Linked DNA regions of Homo sapiens: all the other regions are linked to region 1. A link is a contact called in ENCODE Hi-C or POLR2A ChIA-PET data. All regions are on one chromosome and are shown on one strand. Each heading gives the region's core, a stretch centred on a gene start or an enhancer-like site at or near the end of the contact. The rest is flanking DNA. Distances are from core to core; before and after follow the strand shown. Region 1 has its middle 36 kb from the start of DSP. Region 2 has its middle 73 kb from the start of DSP. Region 3 holds the start of DSP (desmoplakin).

Evidence for each region. Hi-C counts contacts between places; a loop is a spot of excess contacts on that map. ChIA-PET counts read pairs that join two places held with the same protein, here RNA polymerase II (POLR2A). Pooled maps may share reads with other maps.
Region 2: POLR2A ChIA-PET joins it to region 1 with 24 read pairs in MCF 10A. The contact joins two enhancer-like sites. A Hi-C loop is called at or near these places in 1 of 168 maps with a recorded cell type or tissue (mammary epithelial cell) and 1 of 37 single-sample maps with no recorded cell type. POLR2A ChIA-PET finds 5 or more read pairs at or near these places in 7 of 52 experiments (A549, H1, HEK293 and 4 more).
Region 3: a loop to region 1 is called in a map of PC-9, with 7 times the contacts of the local background. The contact joins the promoter of DSP here to the enhancer-like site in region 1. A Hi-C loop is called at or near these places in 8 of 168 maps with a recorded cell type or tissue (Caco-2, Calu3, HCT116 and 4 more) and 4 of 50 pooled maps. POLR2A ChIA-PET finds 5 or more read pairs at or near these places in 11 of 52 experiments (A549, BJ, H1 and 7 more).

Annotation. Positions count from the first base shown.
Region 1 is chr6:7,504,088-7,506,632 of GRCh38, forward strand. It overlaps the pseudogene RPS26P29. Among named protein-coding and RNA genes, the nearest start is that of DSP, 36 kb to the right of the region's middle. RefSeq lists an enhancer at 943-2,142. Within about 2 kb of position 1,269, at least 12 of the 41 ENCODE cell types and tissues checked have a DNase peak (open chromatin) inside an H3K27ac peak, as active enhancers do; they include HCT116, PC-3, PC-9 and 1 more, where a contact is called at or near this core.
Region 2 is chr6:7,467,388-7,469,932 of GRCh38, forward strand. No RefSeq gene overlaps it. Among named protein-coding and RNA genes, the nearest start is that of DSP, 73 kb to the right of the region's middle. Within about 2 kb of position 1,269, at least 8 of the 41 ENCODE cell types and tissues checked have a DNase peak (open chromatin) inside an H3K27ac peak, as active enhancers do.
Region 3 is chr6:7,540,376-7,542,920 of GRCh38, forward strand. It overlaps DSP (desmoplakin), which reads left to right and starts at 1,296. Exons shown (of 24, transcript NM_004415.4): 1 at 1,296-1,710. The coding sequence starts at 1,541. DSP-AS1 (DSP antisense RNA 1) reads right to left here. Exons shown (of 2, transcript NR_183331.1): 2 at 76-678.

The DNA of each region.
Region 1 (2,545 bases), core at 19-2,518:
CGTGTTGAATTCACATTTATCACAAAGACAATAGAGCGAGTCCAATAACCCATTCTAAATGACGTATTTCCAGTCTAGTTTGTTTCTTCTTACTTGTGGTCACGCTGTTGACCCCAGCCTACAGGGCATGCCACTTTTCCCCTCAAGGGCAAAGAAGCCTCTAATTGTTGAGGATATTACAAATACACGATTGTGTCTGCATCTCCCTGTTGCATTCCACCTAAGTATAGTAAGAACATTGCCCCATATTCAGCTTAAACTATGAGAGGGAATTTCAGGAGGGGTTTAATAGCAGTCAGTCTCTTTCCCCTGAGAACCTATTTTCAGAGGAATTATTTGTCCCTCACTCCCTATTAATAGTGCAATAACATCCTCCTGCTTCTGTTTTTTGACAGGATTCTAGGCTGGTGTGACCAGACTATGCTTTCAGCATCCACTCATTGAAATAGAATGCAAAAGGCCAGGCGCAGTGGTTCATGTCTAGGACTTTGGGAGGCTGAGGCAGGTGGATCACTTGAGGTCAGGAGTTCAAGACCAGCCTGGCCAACATGGTGAAACCTTGTCTTTACTAAAAATACAAAAATTAGCTGGGTGTGGTGGCGGGTGCCTGTAATCCCAGCTACATGGGAAGTTGAGGCAGGAGAGTCGCTTGAACCCAGGAGGCAGTGGTTGCAGTGAGCTGAGATTGCACCACTGCACTCCAGCCTGGGTAACAGAGTGAGACTCTGTATCAAAAAAAAAAAAAAAGAACGCAAAAGATTTGGATTCTAAATTCTGCTGCTAATTAATAGCATGACCCTGGGTAAGTCATTTCCTGTCTCTAGGCTGAGGTTTTCTCATCTATAAATGAAGGATTTGGACAAGGTCAATGATGGGCTAGTACATTTTTTAACAATCAGCTCTTAGTGAAGTGGGAGGGGAGATAAGCCTGATTTGTAGTGTTTGTCAGTTTCTGTGGTGTAAATAATCCCACTAAAGGCCCATTTCAAACTACCAATTTGAAGTAAACCGGCTTGAAAATATCCTGAAAATGAAGCCATTGGCTCTGGTGAGCCAGTTATTTAAATTCTGAAGTTCTATGACATTGTATATGTGAAATCCGTTTCAGCCCTAAAATGCCACAGTTCTATGATTGCAACACTGGGTGATTCTTTAAATTGCCAGGATACACCCCAAACCTAATTAACAGCATTCGCTTGCTGCCTCCGTGCACTGGCATCCTAATGAAAGCTGGCTTTGGTCCAGATTCGGAGCCAGATGCCGTGGAAGCAGAAGCTGCTCTGACGCTGTCGTGGCTGTGAGTTGGGGAACTCGGGCCTTGAAACTCACTCAATCAAGAGCTGCTCCTGCCTTCCCTTCTTTTGGTCAGGTGGGGATGATTCATTCCTGTGTTATTTCAGCCACTGTTTCCCAGGGTGCCTGGAAGCAGAGAAGGCCTGAGAGCTTGAAGCAGACAGAGGAAAAACAGGGAGAAGGAGGAGAAAGGGACCCGCCTTGGGTAGGGCCCCTGCTGAGTCGTGGGCAGGTGTGAGTCATTCCTCTCTGCTTCAGCAGCCACACCTTTTGTCAAGTTCTGAATGCCAGGTGGAGAATCTGCCTAGACCAAGCGCCCTTGATCAAGTCAGAACAGGTTTCCTGAAAGATCATTCCCATTAAAATTAATGGAATCAGAATAGGCTGATCTTTTCTGTAATGTGACGTGTTTCTTTTCAACATGTTTCCTAAATGCTTAGAGAGACCCCCTAAAAGTATAGAAGAGGGAGAAAAGAGGAAGAAGTGTGCTTTCACATCCCCAGGGCTCGGGACTAGAGAGAGAAGGTAGTTTTATATTATCCATTCCTGCCTTCCCAACCAACCACCTTACCAGCTTACCAAAGAACTGACCAGCAAGGACAGTGAAGAGTGTAATGAGCATGAATCCTCATGAGCTGCCATATTATGATCAAGATCTTTCCATTGAGTGTGTGTGTTGCTATTGAATTAAGAAGAAAAGGTCTAGAAGGGAAAGACTTGGCATATAACTAATTTCAAAGTCTTAGGGACACACTTTACAGCCATAAGGTTGGCAACTATTGAAAACAGAAACAACTCCTCTCTCTGGTCCGTGTCTTCAAGATGATGAAGAAAAGAAGGAACAATAATTGTGCCAAAAAGAGCCGCGGCCACGTATAGCCTATTCGCTGCACAAACTGTGCCCTATGTGTGCCCAAGGACAAACCCATTAAGAAATTCGTCTCTCGAAACATAGTGGAGACCGCAGCAGTCAGGGACATTTCTGAAGCGAGCGTCTTCGATGTCTATGTGCTTCCCGAGCTGTATGTAAAGCTACGTTACTGTGTGAGTTGTGCAATTCACAGCAAAGTAGTCAGGAATCGATCTCATGAAGCCCGCAAGGACCGAACACCCCCACCCCGTTTAGACCTGCGGGTGCTGCCCCACAACTGCCAGCAAAGTCCATGTAAAGAGCTGAGTCCTTAAAGACTGAAGACGAACTATTCTCTGGAAAAAAATTAAATGGAAATTGTACTTAAAAAAAAAAAAGAAA
Region 2 (2,545 bases), core at 19-2,518, 37 kb before region 1:
CTTTGATGACTCTGGCATTCCTTGGGCATTGAGAAGCTGGTTATCAGTGTTGCCATGACGACTGCGGGGCCCATAAATAAAACGGTGGAGGCGAAAGGTCATGTTGGACACTAACAATAGTGTAAAGCCTCTTAGATGCCTGGACTATGTACTTGAGACACATTGGATGGTTGTTTTGAAAGGTAATTTTTCTTTTTGCTCCCAAATGACCTCCTATTAATTTTGTTCTTTTTTCAGTCTATTGCATTGGAATGTTGCTTAGCAAACAATTATACCTGGTACTACTCTTCAAGGAGCATGTCTATTAATTGTGTGGAGTGCAATCAGAGATAATACTGTCTCCCAAGCTAGTACAGGCTTTTAAACAAACATGATTTTCTTACCTCTACACAGTGCTGTGATATGCTAACATTAGCGTGGTTTGCAAGACTCAAAAGAGTCAGAAGGATTAAACTTGGAATAATTTAAGGTGCAGAATAATCTCCCAGAAAGCTGAAAGTGAGGGAAGGAACTGTGAGGTTCCAGATGTCGTTTATTAAGAGGAGTATGGTCTACAGGTGGTTTCCTAGGTCCAGCTCCTTGCCACTCAAAGTATGGTCCGTGGACTAGCAGCAGTCTCAGAGAGATTCTTCAACATCCGGAACCTCAGGCCCCACCCAGACCTATTGGATGAAGTGCTGCAGCTTAATAAGATCCCAGGTGACTTTTATGCACATTGAAGTCTGGGAAACAGAGTCTTACAACGTGAGTCAATGGCCTTCCAAAAGGGTGCTGGCACTGTAAGAAATAAAACCTGAGAGATCAGATACTCCTGGGAGAGTTAGGGAGGAAAAGCTTTGCTAAAAGCTGCTGGAAGTAGTGGGTGTCTATTTGTGGATCATATTTTGTACTGAATTGTTATGTTTCCCCTACTTACTGAAAACATGAGCTGAATTCCAGAAAGTAACAGGAAGAAGGATGAGGATGGAAGAGTTAAAAAATAACACAGAAGTCCTGAGTTCTTGCAGGAGCATCCCCTTGCAAGATACTCATCATGACCTTGGGCCCCATTGCGCCACAGTTTTCTCCACTTTGACAAGCCCAGATCACTTCCTAGGGCCTGCAGGATTCCTACATTAGTGCTTCTCAAGGGCTCCGAAAGCCTGGGATGAACGTCATGGCGCATGCGTGAAGCTTATCAGGGTCGCGCTATGAGTTCCAGGCTGGCTCCTAATTCCGCAGCCTCCTCGCAGCTGGGGAGCAGTGTGCCCACTTTTATCTCAGCTCCTGGCTTCTACAGAGGACGAGATGGGGAGGGCGTAGGGCGAGGAAGGAGGAGATAAAGCGGTTTGGTGCATGGATGAGTCAGAGCCCGGGCACTCCCACCCATGGCTGAAAAGAGCATGAGTTTCCCACGTCCCTGTTCTGCTGTGAGAGGGGACCGCGTATCCACGTCCCCCAGCTGCACTGTGGGAGGGTTAATTGCAGAAAGACATTATTAAACAGCAGATTGGCTGTCACACGTGTCAACACGTAGCGATGGAGGTGAGTAAATGACTATGACTCAAAGTAATTTTTAGAAACAAGCACAAAATAAAATGTCTGTGAATGGGACTATTACAGAATCTCCTTGAGGAAGTGGTTGCAAATGTGCAGCTCCCAGAGCAAAACCTATCACAGGCTCACTATAACCTCAAACTCCTGTGCTCAAGTGATCTTCCCACCTCAGCCTCCAGAGTAGCTGGGACCACAGGTGCATGCCACCATGCCCAGCTAATTTTTTCTTTTTTCTTTTTTTTTTTTTTTTTTTGAGACGAAATCTCACTCTTGTCCCCCAGGCTGGAGTGCAGTGGTGCGATCTCGGCTCACTGCAACCTCTGCCTCCCGGGTTCAAGCGATTCCCCTGCCTCAGCCTCCCGAGTAGCTGGGATTACAGGTGGGTACTACCACACCTGGCTAATTGTATTTTAAGTAGAGACGGGGTTTCACCATGTTGGCCAGGCTGGTCTCGAACTCCTGACCTCAGGTAATCAGCCCGCCTCGGCCTCCCAAAGTGCTAGGGTTACAGGCGTGAGCCACCGCGCCAAGCTAATTTTTTAAATATTTTGTAGAGACAAGGTCTTGCTGTGTTGCCCAGGCTGGTCTGTAACTCCTGGGCTCAAGTAATCCTCCTGCCTTCTCCTCCCAAAGTGCTGGGATTACAGGCATGAGCCACCACTCCTGGTATCCTGCCTCTTTTTGATTTTTTTTTTTTTTTTTTTGCATTCTAAAAATAGCATCTTTTCTAAGATTATAGAATTAGTATTCTACATCACAAATATTTAAAATATGAAAAGTTATGAAGAAAATCAAATCACTCCTAATCCCTCCACCAAGAGGTAATCACTGTTAACACTCGTAGTTTATTTCCCTTTAGTATTCTTAGTCGAATCACTTTTTTCTCCAAAAACTATATAGCAAATAAACCAAAAGCAGTTTTCCCATTTGTAATCCATATCCATCTGGCATAAGGCCATGTAAGCTTGGTTTGGAGCTTGTCCCAATAGCCCTGCCAGCCCGAGTTTCC
Region 3 (2,545 bases), core at 46-2,545, 36 kb after region 1:
AATGTAGTTTTTTATTTTTGTTTTCAGTTCATAAACATTTTGGAAACGCACTGTATCAGAAGGTAATTAGCGGCATTGTTTGGAAAGATGAAAAATTTATTAGAAAAGATCTTTAAATGGCTTTTACTAAAGCGTCATTTAACAATTTTTCATATTATAGAAACAGCTTTTCATGGATGGTGTGACTGGGTCTGTATCCAAACCCGGTTCGGTTCCTGGAGCCAACGGCGTAGTTAACACTCAGCCTCTTGCAGTTAACACTCAGCCTCTTAACTGGGAGTGGCCCTGGAGCAAGTCGCTGGAATGTTCAAGCTCCGCGTCACTCATCGGTACCAAGTTGATGATCTCTGCCTAGGGTTCTTCGCCACCCTCAGGCTCAAGTCCCAGGAGGCCTCCTCCGCTGACTTGGGTGAACAGCTCTGAGTTCCGGAGAGGGTTCGGTCTGCGGAGAAGCGCGCGAGAGACAAGCATCCTCAAGGTTCTGGTACAAAATTTGGAAAATGGACCTGGCGTTGAAATCTTTACTCCTCGTTTAAAAAGACCATCGAAAGGGAAAAAATAAAAGAAATTGCAGTTTATATTTTTGTTATCCCATGAAAAATTAGCTGCAGTGTTTTCCTCTTCATGCCAAAGAGATTAATATTTACGGTGAAGACTTTTCCAGGAAGTCGTGGTTTTCTGTAAAAAAAGGTTTTACACATCAGAAATCGGACTTCTGGGGCAATTTCCTGAATTCCTGGAATAAAACAAAACAAAAAAAAGCCCCCAAACAAAACTCTATCATCTAAAGCGTTCCCTCCTCACTGTGGTCCTAGTCAATGCGTGGTAGGTAGCGTTTCCAGTGATCAACAAAAGTAAATATTTGACCAGTAAGTCTCCAATCGAGAGGCCCCTCCATTCCAGCTATTTCCGCCCGGGGACCGAGGAAATCCTCAAAAGCCGGGCCACGCATTCCCAGCCCGAGAGGCCCCAGCGCAGAGCGCAGCAGCCCCCGCGAGCGCAGGTCCTCCCCGCGGTGGCTTCGCCCAGGGCGCTTGGGTCTCGGGGACCCCGCCCCCGCCCCGCCCGGTGTTACTCAGGCCTCGGTGGCGCAGGGCGGAGTCGCGGGCGGCGGGCGCAGGTGGGGAGGGGCGGCCGGAGCGCGTCGGTGACACCCGCGGGGGGGCGGGGAAGGCGCGGCGGCCGCACCCCACCCTGGGAAGAAACCGGCCAGGTGTGGCCTAGGCGCCCAGTGCCAGCGGGGAGGAGACTCGCTCCGCCGCCGACCAACACCAACACCCAGCTCCGACGCAGCTCCTCTGCGCCCTTGCCGCCCTCCGAGCCACAGCTTTCCTCCCGCTCCTGCCCCCGGCCCGTCGCCGTCTCCGCGCTCGCAGCGGCCTCGGGAGGGCCCAGGTAGCGAGCAGCGACCTCGCGAGCCTTCCGCACTCCCGCCCGGTTCCCCGGCCGTCCGCCTATCCTTGGCCCCCTCCGCTTTCTCCGCGCCGGCCCGCCTCGCTTATGCCTCGGCGCTGAGCCGCTCTCCCGATTGCCCGCCGACATGAGCTGCAACGGAGGCTCCCACCCGCGGATCAACACTCTGGGCCGCATGATCCGCGCCGAGTCTGGCCCGGACCTGCGCTACGAGGTGACCAGCGGCGGCGGGGGCACCAGCAGGATGTACTATTCTCGGCGCGGCGTGATCACCGACCAGAACTCGGACGGCTACTGGTGGGTACCTGCCCGGAGAGCGCGGGCTGCGGGGCTCGCGGGACAGGGAGGGACCGTCCTCCTCTGGACGACTGGGAGACTCGGGTCCCGAAGGTGGAAAGGTTTTTTTGCCCCAGGTCCCGAAAGAACTTCCCGGCCGCGCTGGGAGCAGGACCGGGTGTCCTGACGCGTGCGGGGACAGGTTGGCCCCTGTCCTGCGAACAGGGACTCGGTCGTACCTTTCTCCCCTCCCGCGAGCCCGGGCGGGTGGTCAGAGGGGGCGTCGGGCCCGCGCGGGGCTGTCCCCTGCCTGCTGGACACGGCTGCAGCCGCCTTTGTCCCAGCCCGCGAATGGGAGGTCAGGCGAGGTGGGGCTGCGACCACAAAACCCAACCTCTCCAACCGTAATCAAAGTAAAAGAGGAAAGGAGCGGGGCCCCGGTCCTGTCTGGTGGCCGAGTGGTGCTCGGGGCTCCGCAGTCTCTACCGGCTCACCCCCAATCCCCAGTAACCCCGAGACCACGACTGCAACGACTCCTGGACTCCTCGGCCACCCAAGGACGTTTGTATCAAGGCTGCGCGTCCCGGCGGCGCGGGGTCCTGTCCCGAGGAGGCGCTTCGGCTTCCCCTGTCCGGGAAACGAAACTTCCCCGCCGGGGCGGCTGCCGGGCCCGGGTCTCGAAGTTCGGCCGGGACGTGCCTGTTACCTTCGGTCGTCCGCGCCGCAGCCCCCGCGGGCGAGCGCACCTGGGGCCCTGCCTCTGAGCCTTTTGTTTCCTCCTTTTTAAAAACACCGGATGAAAGACCCCAGTGTGCCTTGGATCGCAGAGCGCCGGCCGCATGTCTGCTTTGATCCA